Linked DNA regions of Homo sapiens: region 2 is linked to region 1. Evidence: chromatin loops called from intact Hi-C (ENCODE). Cell type or tissue: PC-3. All regions are shown on one strand. Links, peaks and the distances in the headings refer to the core of each region. The heading gives the core; the rest is flanking DNA. Region 1 has its middle 27 kb from the start of ABLIM3. Region 2 has its middle 100 kb from the start of MIR584.

Region 1 (9,216 bases), core at 469-8,468:
TCTTGAATACACATACCTAGGTTTATATACATACCTAGGTCAATGCCTACTTTTGGAGCTAGAGATGGTGTTAGCCCCACATGAACCACATATACTGAGAATGGTTAAGGATTGGCTTCTATAGGGAAATCGGGGTATTGTTTTTATAAGAAAAGGAATACTGAAAAAGGGAAAAAAATCCAATAGATGTTGACTACAAATAACTAATATTTATTCAACATTTTATATGGGCTGCAAACAGTGCTGCCTTACCTATAATATCTCACTTCATTCTCAGAACAACCCTGTAGTATATGTTCTCTCATGATGTTTACCTTCTCTGCTCACGGAATCCTATGCTAGAATCCTAAACTCAAAGCCTGCAGGGGGCATATGCAAATAAGTGCTATAAACAGGGTGGGGACTTGGAAACATAGAGAGTATCATCCTGTGTGAAGTGTAGCAAACACTTGGTGTCATCTGCTATTTTCACATGGGAATGAAGGTTCAGGGCTACAGATATTCAGAAAATCACTGTGTGGGAAAAAAGTCATGGTTTTGGAAAGGTATGGTTTACTGTTTACCTATTTTCAACCATTGTTCTAGGATATAAGAGTTCAGTAGCATCTTGCCACTCAGAATGTGTCCTCAGGCAAGTGACATTATTATTGCCTGGGACCTAGTTAGAAATGGACAGCTTGAGGCCTCCCTCAGGGCTATGAGTCAGAATCAGTGTGTAACAAGATCCCCAGGTGATTTGTGTGCCCAATAAAGTTTAAAAAGTGCCTATCTTCAAGAGTGGGGATGAACTCAGATAGCATATTAGAATCATAAGAAAAAAACAAAAACAAACAAGCAAAAAACTCAAACTCTTGCCCAAACCCCATTCTGGAAACTTAAATCAGAATTTTAGGGATGGGGTATAGGCAGCATTCCTAAAAGGTTAGTACCTTCATTTAACTATAAAGCCAGGGTTGAGAATTGCTCTTTTAGAGCAATCCTTCATTTTAGGGAGAAAAAATAAAAATCTCAAGAGGTGACAAGGTGAGGATTTCTGGTTTTGTTAATGCCCAAGTAAGTTCATATTGGTTAAACCAAAACCAAACTAAAACAAAACTATGATCTGTAGGCATTAGAGCAATAACAAAAGCAGACAGATTGCAGAGGGGAGTTGAAACTTGAAAGAAGGGCAAGTGAGAGGTGTGTTTCATTTTCTTTTTGAATTTTGATGGACAGCCGGCTATCAAACTCATTGCCTCACACAGGGTGACTAAAATTCTGACAGAACAGCTGCAGTGATTATGATCTAAAATATCAGAGGAGAGAGTTTGGAGCAATCAGTCATTAGAAAGTGAGGAGTAAACTATAGAAAGCAGAGAACCAGAGAAGGACAGCTCTAAATTCTGTGTATAAACTCTTCCTGTCTCTGGTTGACCCCTCTCCCCCAAATTCATATGGAGGGATGCTCCTAGTGCCTTACCCATGGGGAAAAACCCTGAGCTTAAATTTGAATTAATACTCCTGAGGCAGAGCTTACAGTGTGAGTCTAAACAAACTGTAATATTATAGCAAAAGAAAAACACAAACACCTTTTCAGATGAATATAACAGAATCATCAGTCTTTACAACATAATATCCATAATATCCAGAAAACAATCCAAAATTATTTGACATATGAAGGTCAGGAAAATCTTAAGAGAAGAGGAAATCAACTGAGACCAATCCTGATATAATCCATAAGCTACAACTAACAGATAGGAATTTGAAAAACAGCTATTGTAATTATTCTGGTTGAAGTGAAGAAAAATATACTTTCAACAAATAAAAATATATTCAAAATAATAGTAGACAAACATAAACCAAAAAACTATAAAAATAAACGAAGTGGAGGCTTTAGAATGTAAAATACAATCTCTAAAATCAAAATTTGCCAGGTCATTTATGAGCAGAATAGAAATAATAGAAGAAAGATTCAGTGAACTTGAAGATGGATCAATAGAAATTATCCAATCTGAAGAGGAAAAGAAAAATTTTTAAACAATGAATACAGCCTCAGGGATATGTGAGAAAATAATGAAAGATCTAACATTGTGTAACTGGAACCCCAAGGTAAGAGGAGAGATAGAATTGAGTAGTTTTTTTTTTTTTTTTTTTTGAGACGGAGTTTCACTCTTGTTTCCCAGGCTGGAGTACAATGGCATGATTTCGGCTCACTGCAACCTGTGACTCCCGGGTTCAAGCGATTCTCTAGCCTCAGCCTCCCAAAGTAGCTGGGATTACAGGTGCCTGCCTCTACACCCAGCGAATTTTTGTATTTTTAGTAGAGATGGAGTTTCACCATGTTGGCCAGGCCGGTCTTGAACTCCTGACCTCAGGTGATCCGCCCGCCTCAGTCTCTCAAAATGCTGGGATTACAGGCGTGAGCCACCGTGCCCAGGAGATATTTTTTTGAAAGGTACAAATTCTTAAGAATCTCAATAAACCATAACTTAGGATAAATGAGAAGAAGAGTGCACCTTGTCACATCATAGTCAAAGTGTTGAAATCTAAAGGTAAAGAGAAAATATTGAAAAAGCCAGAGAAAAAGACACATTACATTAAATAGAATATCAATTCCAAAGATCTCTGACTTCTCATCAGAAATCATGGAGGCCAGAAGAGTGTGAAACAGCACTCTAATTAAAATGGACAGTCTATCAGAATTTATTTTTAAAAAGTAAGATTCAATTATATACTATTCAGAAGTTATAATTTAAGTATAAAGAGAGGTTAAAAGCAAATGGATTGAAAAAGATATATCATGTAAACTGCAGAGCACAAGAAGTTTAAAGTGGCTATATTAATACCCCAAAAGACATATAATCATGAAGGCGTGTGCTGAATAATAGACGTTCAAAATATACAAGAAGATGTGAGGGCAAGCTGGCTGCAACATCCGTCACCCCATTGATCTTCAGGGTTGATTTGGCTGATCTGGCTGGCTAGGTGGGTGTCCTCTTCCTCCCTCACCACTCCACATGCATCCCTCCCGGAGCTGTGTGCTTGGTAGTAGAGGATGACCATCCCCAATAGAGAAGGACCAGTCTTGGGTCAAGGGTATACCAGTAGCTGTGCTGATAGGACCTCCAAACAAGCTCTCAAAATATACAAAGAAGCAATTGAGAAAATTAAAGGAAGAAATAGAAATTCCACAATCAGAGGCTGTCATCTAAATGGCCTGTGAGGCCAGGACAGCAATAATGATAAAAGCTCCCGAGGTGGGGCTGGTGGGCAGCCAAGGTGAGAACATTGCTCTGAACCACCCCATCATGTTACCGCAGGGGGAAATGAGGACCCCAGGGGTGAAGAGGCTGAACCCAAGGCCTTCCCTCTGGAACCTCAGAATCCTGACATCAAATCCAGTGAGCTTTGGTTAAATGCCCTGGTGATTTTAAATCCTGACATTAAATCCGATGAGTTCTGGTGAGAGGTTCCAGTGCAAGAGAGAGAGAACAAAGATAATGGAAAACAGGAAGGAGGAAGAACCATGGAGGATGCCTCCATTTACAGAGTGAAGGAAGAGAGAATGCAGAGAGGAGACAGAGGAGCCACAGAGAGGAAGAAATAAGCCACGGGGGAGATGGGGGCTGACACTGCTGCTGTCCTCAGAGAGGCACAGCAGGGCCAACTGAGGAAAGACCTTCAGGGCCAGCCATTAGGAGGTCATCCAGAAGCACAGTAGCTAAATGGCTTACAGAGTTCTGGAGTAAGGCTGCCCAAAAAGCATTCGTGACCATGTGAGTGCAGCTGGTGCTTCCACTGGCTTACCAGCTCTGTGACTTTGGACACATACATTTATCTCTCCATGCCTCAGTTTTCTCATCTGTAAAATGCGTAGAATGTTAGCACTTGTCATGAGTTTAAATGAGTTAATAATACACACAAAGCCCTCAGAATGGTGCCTGGCACAGTGTGTGTGTGTATGATTCACAGGCACTTGTTCTTATTGTTGTTTGTGCCATTGCATTGTTGTGGGTGGTGATCTTGAGAGGCAGTTTTAACAGGATATTGGAGACAGCTGTCATTTTCATAACTTATATTTGGACTTCTGGACCTCACGCTAATTTACCTCAAATGACAGTAAGTCAGCACTACTGAATTAATTCATTCATCACATTTCACTTGCTTAGTTTTAAGGGGTCCTCTCACACTGAAGAACAGCGTCCTCTGTGCTGTGTGAGGTGGACTACAACATTCTCCTGTGCCTGGTCAGCTGTGGGACCCAATGCACCAGAGATTGCACAATTGGTACAGAAGGGGGAAATGAGCCAGAAAACAGGGACGGGTGGCACAAGGAGAAGAGGGGAACTGGCTCCTTGCATATCCCCCAAAGCACTATCCAGATATCGGAGCTCCTTGAATCACAGCAACCGAAGGCTGGATTTTGAGCTCAGAGGAATGACCCAGCTCCACACAAGCAAGCAGCCAAGGAGCTGAAGTCTCTGCACTCTGCCTTCTGTCTGGCCACTGGGTGTCACTCTTCATCTATGTTCCTTTGGTGTCAGGGTTCTGAGAAGAAATTCAGCCTTTGCTGTTCTCTCCCTGTGCTGATATTTACCCCTAGAAGCTTCTACTGGCCAGACAGGCAGTATATTGAGAGTGAAATCGCATCAGGAAGCTGACTTCTGATCCACACATGGGAAACCAGCCTGCTTGTCATGAAAGTAAGGAGATTCCAGCCTCAGTAACTAATTCTACAGCAATAGCAGTTGAAAACAAGTCTTAGAAGCATTGAGCAGACATTCTAATGAAGTAGATATGTTACTGAGCTTGGCCAAGGTGGCTATGGGAATCTTACATCTGTGAAGGTGACAGGACTTGCTTTTTCATATTGACATTTAAGAATATTTTGTATCCAAATGTGTTTGTGTGTCTCTGTGTATGTGCGTGTGAGTGTGTGTACTTATTTAAAGGAAATAGCAGGTTTCAGATACAGTTGAGGTCTCCTTTATAGCCCTCCTTAATCACATTCCCCTTCCTTCCACCCTAGAGGCATTCTCTCTTCTGATGTAAGTGGTCTTTCTCCTGTCCATATTCTGATGCTCTTATTAAATCTGTACATGTTCATAAATATTTAACAGTATGGCTTTGTACATTTAAAAGTTTATACAAATTGTTGCCCAATACCATTTACTTGTGCTGTCTGTATAATTCCATTTTCTTTTTGTTTCTAATTTTATTAGAATTTTGCTGTCAGTTTAATAGTCATTTCTTTGCAGTTTAGTCTGTGTTTTTTCTCCCTTTTTAAAAAAAGTTGTGATAAGAACACTTACTATGAAGTCTACCTTTTAACATGCTTATTCTATCTCTTTCATTCATAGTTTTTTAATTTCTCATTCTTGCAGTGCTGGTTCACTGATCAGTTGCATCTGTTGTTTTTTTTCTCTTGGTGTTCAATTTCCTTATTTGATTTGTATCTGTTTTAACTATGAACTACTTTGAACTATAGTCATGCATTGCTTAACTCTGGATTCATTCTTGAGAAACGAGTCATTAGATGATTTTCTTGTTGTGTGAACATCATAGAGTGTACTTTCGCAAACCTAGGTGGTATAGCCTACTGCATACCTAGAGTATAATATTGCCTAATGCTCCTAAGCTACAATCCTATACAACATGTTACTTTCCTGAATACTGTAGGCAATTGTAACACAATGGTATTTATTTGTCTAAACATAGAAAAGGTACAGCAAAAATACAGTATAAAAGATAAAAAATGGTACATTTGTATAGAGCATTTACCATGAATAGATATTGCAGGAATGGAAGTTGCTCTGGGTGAGTTAGTGAATATGAAGGCTTAGAACATTACTGTATACTACTGCAGAAAAAATTAGCCGGGCATGGTGGTGGACGCCTGCAATTTCAGCTACTCGGGAGGCTGAGGCAGGAGAATTGCTTGAACCCAGAAGGCGGAGGTTGCAGTGAGCTGAGATCAACACTGTACAGTTAGGCTACACTAAATTTATATAAAAAAAATTCTTCCTTCAATAATTAATTAACTTTAGCTTACTATAGCTTCTTAACTTTATAATCTTTAATTTTTTAAAACTTCTTGATTCTTTTGTAATAACACCTAGCTGAATGCACAAACACATTGTAAGCAGTACAAAACTTTTTTTTTATTTATATCCTTATGGATATGGTTTGGCTCCGTGTCCCCTCCCAAATCTTGTGTTCAATTGTAATCCTCAGTGTTGGGGGAGGCATCTGCTGGGAGGTGATTAGATCATGGGGGTGGATTTCCTCTTACTGTTCTCATGATAGTGAGTGAGTTCTCACAAGATCTGATGGTTTAAAAGTCTGTGGCACTTCTCCCTGTTGCTCTTTCTCTCTCCTGTCACCTTGTGAAGAAGGTGCTTTCTTACACTTTGCCTTCTGCCATGATTGTAAGTTTCCTGAGGACTCCCAGTCATGCTTCGTGTTAAGCGTGTGGAACTGTGAGTCAATTAAACTTCTTTTCTTCATAAATCATCCAGTCTCAGGTAGTTCTTTATAGCAGTGTGGAAATGGACTAATACACTTATTCTGTAAGACTTTTTTTCTATTTTTAAAATTATTTACTTTTTTTTAACTTTTGAAACTTTTTTGTTAAAAAATGAAGATACAAACACACACATTAGCCTAGGCCTACACAGGGTCAGGATCATCAAGATGTCACTAGGTGATAGGAATTTTTCAGCTCCATTTGTAATCTTATGGGATCACTGTCATATATGTGGCCTGTCATTGACCAAAATGTCATTATGCAGTGCATGACTGTATTCTTCAGCGTTTTAAGAAAATGGGCTTCATGTGAACCCCGCACTATGAAAATATCCTTAAGGAGTTGTTTTTGCCATTGTTTCTGTTGTATTCTTAGAGAATCAACATCCAGAAACCAGTTTTTGTCACTAACTCCTCTGAATGGGGTTCCTGCACAATGCATGGTACTTTCTCAAGGTGCAGGCCTGGGTGTTTGACTTTTCCTTGTAAGGCCTCTAACAGATGCAAAGCTTCTTCAGGGTCTTCTCCTGTCAAAGGAAGTTTTCCAATTCCTTTTTGATGGAACATCAACCCTTCCAGCCTGCAGGCTTTCTGTAGGGAGCAAATTTCCCACTCCCTGGCTTCACATGGGCTCAAGGTCATTGTTAACAGGTGGGGGCAACAGAAGGCTAGCCCCCAGCTCTGTGGACCAGTGTAGGCTGAGAAACTCCAGGATCTCCATGGCATCTATTTTCACCTCCTGATCGGGCTCTGATCACCGATTTCTGCTTTTGTTTCTGGCTCCCGGGTCTGTCTGTTCTGTTTCTTTCTTTCTTTCTTTCTTTCTTTCTTTCTTTCTTTCTTTCTTTCTTTCTTTCTTTCTTTCTTTCTTTCTTTCTTTCTTTCTTTCTCTTTCTTTCTCTTTCTCTCTCTCTCTTTTTCTCTTTCTTTCTGTCTCTCTCTCTTTCCTTCCTTCCTTTCTTTTTCTCTCTCTTTCTCTCTCTCTCTTTCTTTCTCTTTTCTCTCTCCTTTCTGTCTCTCCTTTCTTTCTCTCTTTTCTTTCTTTCTCTTTCTTCTGTCTTTCTCTCTCTCCTCTTCTCTCCTCTTCTCTTCTCTTCTCTTCTCTTCTCTTCTCTTCTCTTCTCTTCTCTTCTCTTCTCTTCCTCCTCCTCCTCCTCCTCTCTCTCTCTCTCTTGTTCTTTCTCTCTTTTTTATTCTCAGAATCTTGCAGTGGCATGATCATGGCTCACTGCAGCCTTCACTTCCTGGCTCAAGTGATTCTCCCGCCTCAGCCTCCCAAGCACCTGGGGCTACAGGTGAACATTATCATGCCCAGCTAAGTTTTTGATTTTTTGTAGAAATGGGGTCTCCCTATGTTGCCTAGGCTAATCTCAAACTTCTGGGGTCAAGCAACCCTCCCTGCCTCAGCCTCCCAAAGTGCTGGGATTACAAGCATGAGCCACTGTCCCTGCCAACCCTTTTTTTTCTTAAAGCTAAATATGCATTAAAATATTTATGTTTGTCACACTTTATCCTGGCTTGACCTTAAGCAATTCTATTTCTTTTCTGTTTTTCTTATCAGTGGTTTTCAAGCAGGGTCACCTGTGCTGTGGGAAGGATCAGTGGCAGGACTGCAGACCCCTGCCCTCTCCTCTGCTTTAAACAGGGCAGTTCTTCCTGTGTCCTGCTCCATGACAGACCAGCTGTGTGACCCTGGCAAGTACTTCATCTCTTTATGCCTGTTTCTACACCTGTAAAAAGGGGACAGTGGTAATGCCTGCCTCACAGGAATGTTATGAGGATTAAGTGAGATAATACATAGAAAGCACTCAGATTAGTGCCTGGTTCGAAGTAATCACTCAGTAGGTGATCCTTATGGTTATTGAGCTCCAAGTTTTATTATTTTTAAATAATTATTCTGAATGAAAAAACAATGTGTTTTTAGATCTAGAAATGGCTTTAAAAGCACTGCACTTTCTAGACTGGCTATTGTACTTTTTAAGGACATTCTGGTTTGAAAATTCTTTACTTCTATGTCAACTCTATAGTAGGAAAGTTAGTTTTAGCCAAGTTTGAAGCCTACCAGAGTGGGTATAAAGATCTCTATTGTTTATAATTATTTTTTTTTCCAGCCCCCTGACATCTTTCAACCCCACTTTCCATCCTTTAGCAATTATACTTTTTCTTAGTGATTCACAGTGAATTTGTCCTAAGTCATGGAATCAAGTTTTAATGGTTATGCAAGCTTCTATCTGACCGAAGCCAGCCTTGCTTCCTGGTTCTTCAACTTTGTGTCACCTCTGTTTAGATTTTATGCTGAAATCACCTAACCACAAAGGAATCTTATTTAATGGTCCCTCTCTAACCCTTACGTTTATGGCAACTTCTTCTACATTTCCCATGCAAGCAGGGTCTATGTCGTCTCACCGAAAGGATAGGAGTTAAGGAAAGGGCTTTGCTTTGTTTCATGAGAGAAGGTGCTATTGGGAGAGGCATTTTTATTCCCACACAGCAATTATTCAGCACAATTTTCCATTGATGAGCTGGTGGTAGCTCTTCTTATTTGGCAGTGTGACTGCATTATGGGCTAGTGAGAGCATGAGTTGGGGTTTGGCGGTGAGCAATGAAGGTTGAGGATCTCCCCAGGATTTTCACCACATCACAGTGTGATGCGCAGATGGTGGAAGGTCTCAGACCTTGCACCTTTATTTTTCCCCTTGGCCTTAATTCAGG
Region 2 (9,216 bases), core at 876-8,875, 160 kb after region 1:
GTCCCTTGTGCTGTGCATCCCACTGAGGGGATATTGTGTGGTGGCGGTGTGCACTGGGTTTGGAGTCAGATGAAGTTAAGTTCTGCAACTTCTAGCTGTGTTAACATAGGAAAATCCCTTCTCCTCTCTGAACCTCAGTGTCCTCTTCTGTACAATGGGATAATAATGACCTAACCAATAATGTTCTTTGAATGTTAGATGAGGCATACCATATAAAATGTTTAACGAAGAATCTGACACCCAGAAATCACCCAGTAAGTGAAAGATACTGTTACGAGTGGTATTACTTTTTCAATTCTCATTACCACTATGTTTGAAGTCGTTTGTGAGCTAAAATGTCTGGAGACCGCCTGCTCTGTATGAAGTGGAGGAAATCTTGGGGCATCTAGGAGGGAGGGAGAGGTGCTGATCTAGGAGTCAGAATAGCAGGATCTTAGCTCAGCTGTGAGATCTCAGTGGCTGTAAAGGGTGTGTGTTGCCTGAGATGATCCCCAAGTGCCTTTCCCAGCTGGAACAGACCACATTGTGATATGCACCAAACAGATGGCCTGCATTCTCTGTAGGAGCCTGCACAGCCCAGGTGCAGCTACCATCATTGAGGGCCCTGATTCGGTTGTTTCTCCAAAATTGGCCAAAGCTGCTAGCAGGTTTCTGTCCCATTAGCCACCAGCATGACCAGTGCCTGGTGTCTGGCATGAGGTGAATGGTTAATAAGCCTGAGTTGGATGAATGAATGAACTCCAGTATGTGAGGGAGTGGTGCCTGTGACCCCTAAAGGTGGAGCAGGTTTGGTTTCTTTTAGTATAAATATTTAGAATATGACCATGATTGCAGTTTTTGGCAAGAGTGAATCACTTACTCATGGTCATGGCCTTGAACCTAACCAAACCGCCAGCCAGCACCAGAATAAACTGCACAGAATCGCTGGCCTCAGCCAAAAGGAAATTGACTTTCTATTGACCCATGAGACAGGTCCGGTTTTTTTTTTTCTTTTAAATTTTTTACAAACAGTACAATGTCTAGTAAATCTGACCAAACCAGATACCTCTATTTATTTTTTTCTAAAACCTTGAACTGGAACAAAATTAGACCCCACATAATCCTTATTTATAATATTACTCAATGTGTGCAAATAGTAATGATGTTAACTAACATTCATAGGGCAATGCTATGTGTATTATCTCATGTATTCCTCAAACACACCTATGAAGTAGGTGCTATTTTAATTCCTATTTTACAAGCAAGGAAAAGTTGACAGCTAAATAACTTTTGCCAAGGTCACGCGGCCATTAGAAGGCAAAGTGAGCATTTTAATCATTTGAATCCAGGTCCACTTGATTCCCAAGCTGGTGCTCTCAGCTCTCTGGCTCTCCTGTGTTCTCAGCATCAGCGACAGCTGCAGTTTATTGGGCATACATTGTGAGGCAGTCACAGGGCTGAGCATTCTTCACACATGAGCTTGGTCAATCCCTCCACAGTACTATCAGGAGTGCACCATTGTTAGCTCCATTTTAGCGATGAGGAAACAGGGATTTCATGAGATTATTTAACCTGCCTGCCATCTGTGGATGGTGGTGTTAAGCGCTTCATGTAGAGTGATAGAGCTCAGCAAGCTCCAGGGCAACAAAGAATGGGGGACTTTTCCAGTGTCACACAGTGAATCAGTGGTTGAGCTGGAACAGAACTTCATTGAATACTTTTCATTCACTGCTAGGAGAATGTTGTAGTTAACAGTGGGAGGGGGACCTGCTATAAGGTCAATCTGGTGTGTCACTTGCTCTGGTGGCAGGAAAGAGTTTAGTGGATTAGAGCATATACTTTGGATCATACAGACCTGTGCTCAGGGCCACCATGGGAAAGAGCCTTCCTCTCCCTGAGCCTGTGTTTCTTCTTCTGTAGAATGGAACAATAACCATAGGCCTGCCTCTTGGGTTTGCTGGAGAAGAAAATGAGAGAACACACATTAAATGTCTGGCACAATGACTGCCATGCAGTTAATATGGAATAGCTGTTGTTGTTATGTTGTTAATTGAAATGATCCATGATCCAAAAGAGGCTTGGAAACACTGCACCATATGGAGAAGGCTTGAAATCCACTTCGCAATGACTGCCTTGTGATAGGAAGGAGATGTAAAGGCTGAAGAGTGTCTATAAGTGGTACGCAGGCACTTGGGACACACAAACACATACACACATACATGCTCCTGAAACCTGCACGCACATGTACTTGTGGCATATGTACACTCATACACACGTGCACACACATGTACACACAATATACTTGTACACACATGCTCACATACATGCACCTGCATATGCTCTCACATGGACATACACATATGGACAATATACTCGTGGCATCTATGTTTTCATACATGCATCTGCAACCCACACACACATGCACTTGTAACATACACATGCACAAACAACATACTTGTGGCATACAGATGCTCTTACACATGCACACACATGCATGGACACATGCGTCACACACAATACACTTGTAGCATACACATGCTCACATGCATATGCACACACATACATGCACACACATATACCTGTGCACACACACATTGCATCTGCACACACTCTCTCCCTTCCTTAGCCTGGTGAACACCTACACATCCTTTAGCTCTCAGGCCAAAGGTCACAGCTTTAGGGCAGCCACTTTGACTCAGGCCAGGACACTCAGGCTGAGCTATCTTGGCACCTAGCACCTCCACCTCTCATCCAAACTGTCCTCTCTCAGCCCATAGGTACTTCAGTCCCAGGCTCTGTTGCCATCACTCTAGGGAGCTTCAGGGTGCTCAGGGATCCTCCTCAGCTTGCATCTCATTGCATGTCATTGAATAATTGTAATAAGTTGCTTAATTCTACAATTCCTGCTAGAAGGCCACTTCTGTGAAAGGCAGGGATAAAGCTGACTCTTCTCCACAGATCAGAATCATTTGATGCAGACTGGCACATAGTATGTCTTCAATACCTAGATGCCATTGATTGAACAGAACCACCAGGATCTCATTTGCATGCAAGCTGAAGAATAAGCTTGTTCATATTGGGGTTACCCTGCACAAGATGTCTCCTATGGGGTTTTTAGCCACGGGGTCTCTAATGATTTGGAGCCTCACTCAGAGGAAGCCAAGCCTCAGAATGCTGTATAAATTGGTAAAAAAAAAAAAAAATCTAACTTTGAAATGCATTCCTAGTCACCAGGAAAACACGTTTTGGGGGGAGAGAATGTCTAACAAGCCTGAAATGTAGACAACTCCTTATTGCTTCTGACTGCACTTTCTCCTGGGAAGTTAGGGGACACCAGCAGTTGCCATGAGTAGGACTGACCAGTCACTGTCTGGGCTGAGGCAGACTGCTTTCTTTATTTTACAGCAGTAGGGAACCCCTTGTTAGACATAATGAAGGCAGAGGTTGATGGGCAGATGGAGATGAGAAACACAATGCCTGGTGGTAAAAAGCAGGTGGCTCAGCTTAGAGTCATTTATTTTAATTCATTCATTTATTTAAGAAATAGTTCTGGGCACTTTCTAAGTGCCAGGCACCGTGTTAGCTGCTTGGGACATAGGAGAAAATGGGATAGACGTAGTCCTTGACCTGGGGGTGCTCAAGTTTAGCTGGGGAGGTGGACAAGGAAATAGGAAACCAATATGCAGTGTGATCAGTGCTCCAGGGGGATTCAGAAGAGGAGTTCCAGGGAGAGTGGTGCTGGCTTCTGGAAGAAGGGATGTCTAAGCCAAGATCTGGAGGATGAGCCAGGCTAGGAGATGGGGAAATGTGGTATGAAGGAGGAGAACAGTCAGTGGGCAGACCTCAAAAGGAGAGACATGGCAGGAGTTCAGAGTGGCAGCAGCGGGGTGGGGGTGGTGGCAGGGAGGGCAGGGTCCCGTCATGCACAGCTCATTCCTGAGGACTGCTCCCTAGGGTGATGGCAACAGAGCCTGGGACTGAAGAGCCCATGGGCTGAGAGAGGACAGTTTGGATGAGAGATGGAGGTGCTCACGGGAACTGGGGCTTTGCATGAGGCTGCGGGAGCCTGGTGGGAGTGTCTCTGGGGAGCAGTGATGCAGACCCAGCTGCTGCAGGCCTGGGTACTGGGGATGTGGGTGAAGGAGATTTGCTGTTCACTGCTTTCTCCCCTGGCACATGGACAAGGAGGCCTAGATGACCGCTGAATCCCTCCCAGAACTGCTGTCTGAACACTGGGAACTGTGTGCCCCCCTCCCTCCCACAAACCACCCCATGCCTCTGTCTCCCTGGCCCAGCTCTTTCCATCCTGCAGTATCCACTCTGGCTGCCCCAGGCCCCCTTTTCTCTATCACTACCCAGAAGCTGCATCACTATGACCAGCTCATGTCACATCTCCGGGCCTCAGTTTCCACATTAGTGGGAAACTGATGGGAATAATAACACCACCTACTTCTTCAGCCTTGTCTTCTGCTCATTACCCAGGCAACCCTGGCCCGCTGTCACTACCTCAAGCTCATGGGGCTCTTTCTTGCCTAGAGTTCCTTGCCTTTTCCTTCCTTCCAATCCGTCTCCCCACTTTTGCCTTGATAATTATTCCTCATGTTTCAAACCCAAGCTGAAACGTTGTTTCTTCAGAGAAGCCTTCCTGAAGAGGGGCCACCACTTGTATTCTACATGAATGCTCTGCATATTTCCTTCTTGACTCTCACCCCACTGGTGTACACCTCACTTTTGCATAATTTCTGAATATCTCCTTCCCTCCCTAGGATATAAGCACCATGGGCAGTGGAGATCCCTGACATGCTCATTGCTATATCCTTTCACCTGGCACTGTCCCAGGTATAGATTAGGCACTGGGCCATGAGATGCTGAATTAATAAACGACGAACTCAATGGGTTTAATACTCTCCACATGTATGTAAGTTACTAATTATATTCAAGCCAGACCTCTAAACTAACTTAAACTCAGTTTAATAACACTCATTTATTAACTCAGCTAAATAACTGATTGCAGCTCAATTTGATAAGCAAAGACCATCACAAAATTGTAGTGTAACATGGCCCTGGCCACTAGAGGGAGCTGGGAAGCCATAAAGCCGGGTGGCCTCTAGGACCCCAACCCCCTGTAGAGAGGTGGAAGTCTAATGTTCAGTCATTTTCTATTCAATCCATTCTTTAAAGTCTATAGACTGTTATGAGTTGGAAGGCTAGGGAGAGACTGTTTAGTTCAGTCTGGACACTGAGGCCTGAGGGAGAGCAAGTTCCCTCTGCCTCCCAGGGCTTCATGGCATAGACTTGTTTCTAGCCATGACAAACCTCTCTCTCTTTTTTTTTTTTTTTCAATATTTCTATTTTCTATTATGTAGAAGAGATCATTTTAACTTCTGTCTGTCCATATTTATTGACTTTCTACTATGCGCTGGGCACTGTTTAGGTGCTAGACACTCTGGGGTACAAAACAGGCTCCTGTCTCAATAAGTCCATCGTCTAGTTAGAAAGACAAATGTCAAAAAATACTACATAGCTACCAACTGTGATTGGTGTGAAGGAGAAAGACAATGTTTGGAGACAGATAATAACAGGAACACCTAATTCATTCTCAAGTTCATCCTGAGAGGAAGAGCCATGTAGCAGAAACCTGGAGGCTGTGCAGGGCTGGCAGAGGGACCAGAAGAGCAGACCTTCTGCCCCACATGGCTCTCTGGCTTGCCCACTGCTGCTGGGTGAGTCCCGTCTCCCCTGTGGCCTTCTGCTTTGCCATCTGTGTAATTGTGCACGCATTTCAAGCCTGAGGTTTTGATTAGGAGGGGCTTGTACCTGAGCTATCTGGGGCAGCTGGTGTGTGGCATTTGCAGCTGGTGTCAAAGGAGCCTGGGGTCCAGCTCTTGAGTGAAAGGGGGCTTCCACATGGATGGCCTCACACTGAGCAATGGGCCAGGAGCTGTGGGGTGGCTTTGTTCCAGGCATAGGAGTACTGCAGCTTTAAGACCTAGCACAGGTGTGGCTCTTGGACTGCCTGCATCCAGTCACCTGGAGAGTTGCTTAAGTAGAGAAACTACTGGGCTCCACCCCCAGAGATAATGATAAGGCAGCTCTGGAGGAGGGCCCAGGAATCTGCATGTTAATGAGCTGTCTAGGTGACTCTGATGCATGCTGAGGTCTGGGAACCATTTCCCTAGATCGTCTTGTAGAAAGGATCTGTGACACTCAGGCTTTGAACTGGCCTTCATTGTGTGCTCTATGTGTATTCCAAAAGAGTTGTGGTTAAGCAAAGATATTTTACAATTCAAATCATATCCTGAGTATACTTAGGGCTCTCACTTTAAAGAAGCCCCATTTGTAATGTGAATTTCTATACCAAAGTATAGTTCTTTGGTTCTTGTGTGTTAATTTTCCTAAATGATGGGCATACCTAACTATATACTTTGCAGACTGATTAATTAAATAATGAATTGAAAACACCTGGAATCCAGCTTTGTATGTTGCGGGAGGTCAGGGACCCCGAATGGAGGGACTGGCTGAAGCCATGGGAGAAGAATATGGATTGTGAAGATTTCATGGACATTTATTAGTTCCCCAAATTAATACTTTTATAATTTCTTATGCCTGTCTTTACTGCAATCTCTAAACATAAATTGTGAAGATATCATGGACACTTATCACTTCCCCAATCAATACCCTTGTGATTTCCTATGCCTGTCTTTACTTTAATCTCTTAATCCTGTCAGCTGAGGATGATGTATGTTTCCTCAGGACCCTGTGATAATTACGTTAACTGCACAAATTGTAGAGCATGTGTGTTTGAACAATATGAAATCTGGGCACCTTGAAAAAAGAACAGGATAACAGCAATGTTCAGAGAATAAGAGAGATAACCTTAAACTCTGACCGCCGGTGAGGCTGGTGGAACAGAGCCATATTTCTCTTCTTTCAAAAGCAAATGGAGAAATATCGCTGAATTCTTTTTCTCAGCAAGGGACATCCCTGAGAAGGAGAATGCGCCCCTGAGGGTGGGTCTCTAAAACGGCCCCCTTGGGTGTGGCCATCTTCTATGGTCAAAACTGTAGGGATGAAATAAACCCCAGTCTCCCATAGCACTCCCAGGCTTGTTAGGAAGAGGAAATTCCCACCTAATAAATTTTGGTCAGACCGGTTGCTCTCAAATCCTGTCTCCTGATAAGATGTTATCAATGACAGTGGTGTCAGAAACTTCGTTGGCAATTTTAATTTCACCCCAGTCCTGTGGTCCTGTGATCTCGCCCTGCCTCCATTTGCCTTGTGATATTCTGTTACCTTGTGAAGTAAGTGATCTTCATGACCCGCACCCTATTCATACACTCCCTCCCTTTTTGAAAGTCCCTAATAAAAACTTGCTGGTTTTATGGCTCAGGGGGCATCACGGAACCTACCGACATGTGCTGTCTCCCCTGGATGCCCAGCTTTAAAATTTCTCTCTTTTGTACTCTGTCCCTTTATTTCTCAACCCAGCTGATGCTTAGGGAAAATAGAAAAGAACCTATGTGACTATCGGGGCAGGTTCCCTGATATTGTAGAAAATCTACAGCCTTCATTTCCAGAGAGGGGAGAGGAGAAGATCTGTGGCAGAGGCATAAAGAATTAAATTTCAAAGCTCAGAGTTAAGCTCCTTCAGGATAAAGCATTTATTTATCGTCAGGTTTATAATCACTGCCCATCTGGGACAGGTGAGCCCTGGCCCGTTGTCCCCCAAATGCAGCTAAATGTCTAATGCCCTTGAATTTGCCATTGCTGAGGAGGCTTCAATCCCATGGCTCCTGCCAAGGACAACAATCTGTGGGGTTGGGAACACTCTGATCCCCCTCATTCTGGGTTGCAAAAGAGCTCGGGTGGAGATATCTTGAATCATGGAAAAGTCTTGGCCCTCGGCAAGGAATATTTCATTCAGAGCCCTTATCTCCTTGACCTGCTGCTCCAGTCTCCTGGCTCATCTATAATTTTCCCATTTGTAGGGCAGTTGCAGGCTGGCCCAGGGCAGACCCAACTGAGGGCAATGGTCCTTAGAGCTATGGCCACCCTGACGTGGATGCCTGGTGAGAGGCTTGTGAACAGAGAAGACTAACTGTGGAGATGCTGACCCATTTAGCTTTTACCTGTCCCAGGATGGTTGGAGATCTCTGGGAGAGAGAGAGAGGTAATGAGGACTCAGTTTTGACCAAGGCAAGGTAAGTAAGCACTAAGGTGAGAGGTCTCTTTTCTCTGGTGGCTACTCCAAGTCATGCCAAATCACTGACCCAACCTGTTGGATCAGAGAGAACAAGCAACTGGATTTAGGGCCTAAAGATGCCCTATAATTTGCATTGGTGGAGAGGAAGGAGATGGAATTCAGAGGGACTTGGGAGACAAAATAAAAATGACAGAAACAGGAGATCAGTAATAATGGAAGAAAGGACCCATGGAAGAGAAGAAGGGAGAAGAGGTAGTTATAAGTGCTGGAGAAAAGCATTGTTTTTAGTGTAATTCTTCGTTGTACATATGAATTTTGTTGACAGGTACACTTCATGTATACTTCATGTGTGTACATGAATATTATTCACTCTCTCTCCTTTGACCTCCACTAGAGCTGTAAGACAGGCTGGTCATTTCCGAGTTACCGACCGTATAGTAAAGATGAAGCAGACTCCCTCTCTTGGCATGGCTCTTTCCTTGAAGCCCCACTGTGGAACTCCATTAAGAAGCCACCAAGTTGCTTTTGGCATAGGTCACCCAGAGTCACTGCCACTCCTTGGCAGGAGAAGGGGTACTGGCTTCCTGTGACAAAATGAAGAGTGTGGCCAGGGTACATTAATCTATTGATGCATTCATGAGGCATCAGAAGGAAAAGATAGGAGGGGAGAAGACTCAAAAGGAAGTTGACTGTTGCAAGAGAGCTAAGGCCTGTGCTGTGAATGTCTTATCAGGAATCTTATTCAGTTGGTCATAGGACAAGTGACAGAGCCTGTGGAGCAGACTGGGCAGCTAGCTCAGGACCTGCAGGAGTAGTGATCACAGAACCTGTTTCAGTAACCCCCTGCCATCGGGGATGAGAACATGGTTCCTGGAGTCATTTGAGTTCAAGTCCCTGCTCTGCCACTTTCTAGTTGTGTTCTTGGACAAGACACATCATCTCAATGGACTGTAACTTCCTCTTGTGTAAAGTGGGAATAATAATGACTGTGAGGACTAAATAAAATCAAGCTTAAAAAGCACTTCACACAATAG

Evidence for each region. Hi-C counts contacts between places; a loop is a spot of excess contacts. Peaks named below come from ENCODE experiments on the same cell type or tissue, not always from the same donor. Only the 100,000 strongest peaks of a DNase experiment are listed, where the experiment ranks them.
Region 2: it touches region 1 in a loop (7-fold over the local background); 12 of 110 quality-filtered maps call a loop at or near these places.

The regions. Positions count from the first base shown.
Region 1 is chr5:149,110,151-149,119,366 of GRCh38, reverse strand. It overlaps the pseudogene RN7SKP145. Among named protein-coding and RNA genes, the nearest start is that of ABLIM3, 27 kb to the left of the region's middle. In PC-3, for the core only: CTCF peaks have their summits at 4,284 and 4,488 (motif pointing right); DNase peaks (open chromatin) are centred at 686, 4,506 and 5,516; H3K4me3 peaks cover 1,248 bases; H3K27ac peaks cover 1,615 bases.
Region 2 is chr5:148,953,637-148,962,852 of GRCh38, reverse strand. No RefSeq gene overlaps it. Among named protein-coding and RNA genes, the nearest start is that of MIR584, 100 kb to the left of the region's middle. RefSeq lists an enhancer at 5,864-6,436. In PC-3, for the core only: a CTCF peak has its summit at 5,055 (motif pointing right); DNase peaks (open chromatin) are centred at 1,372, 5,062 and 6,072; H3K27ac peaks cover 1,245 bases.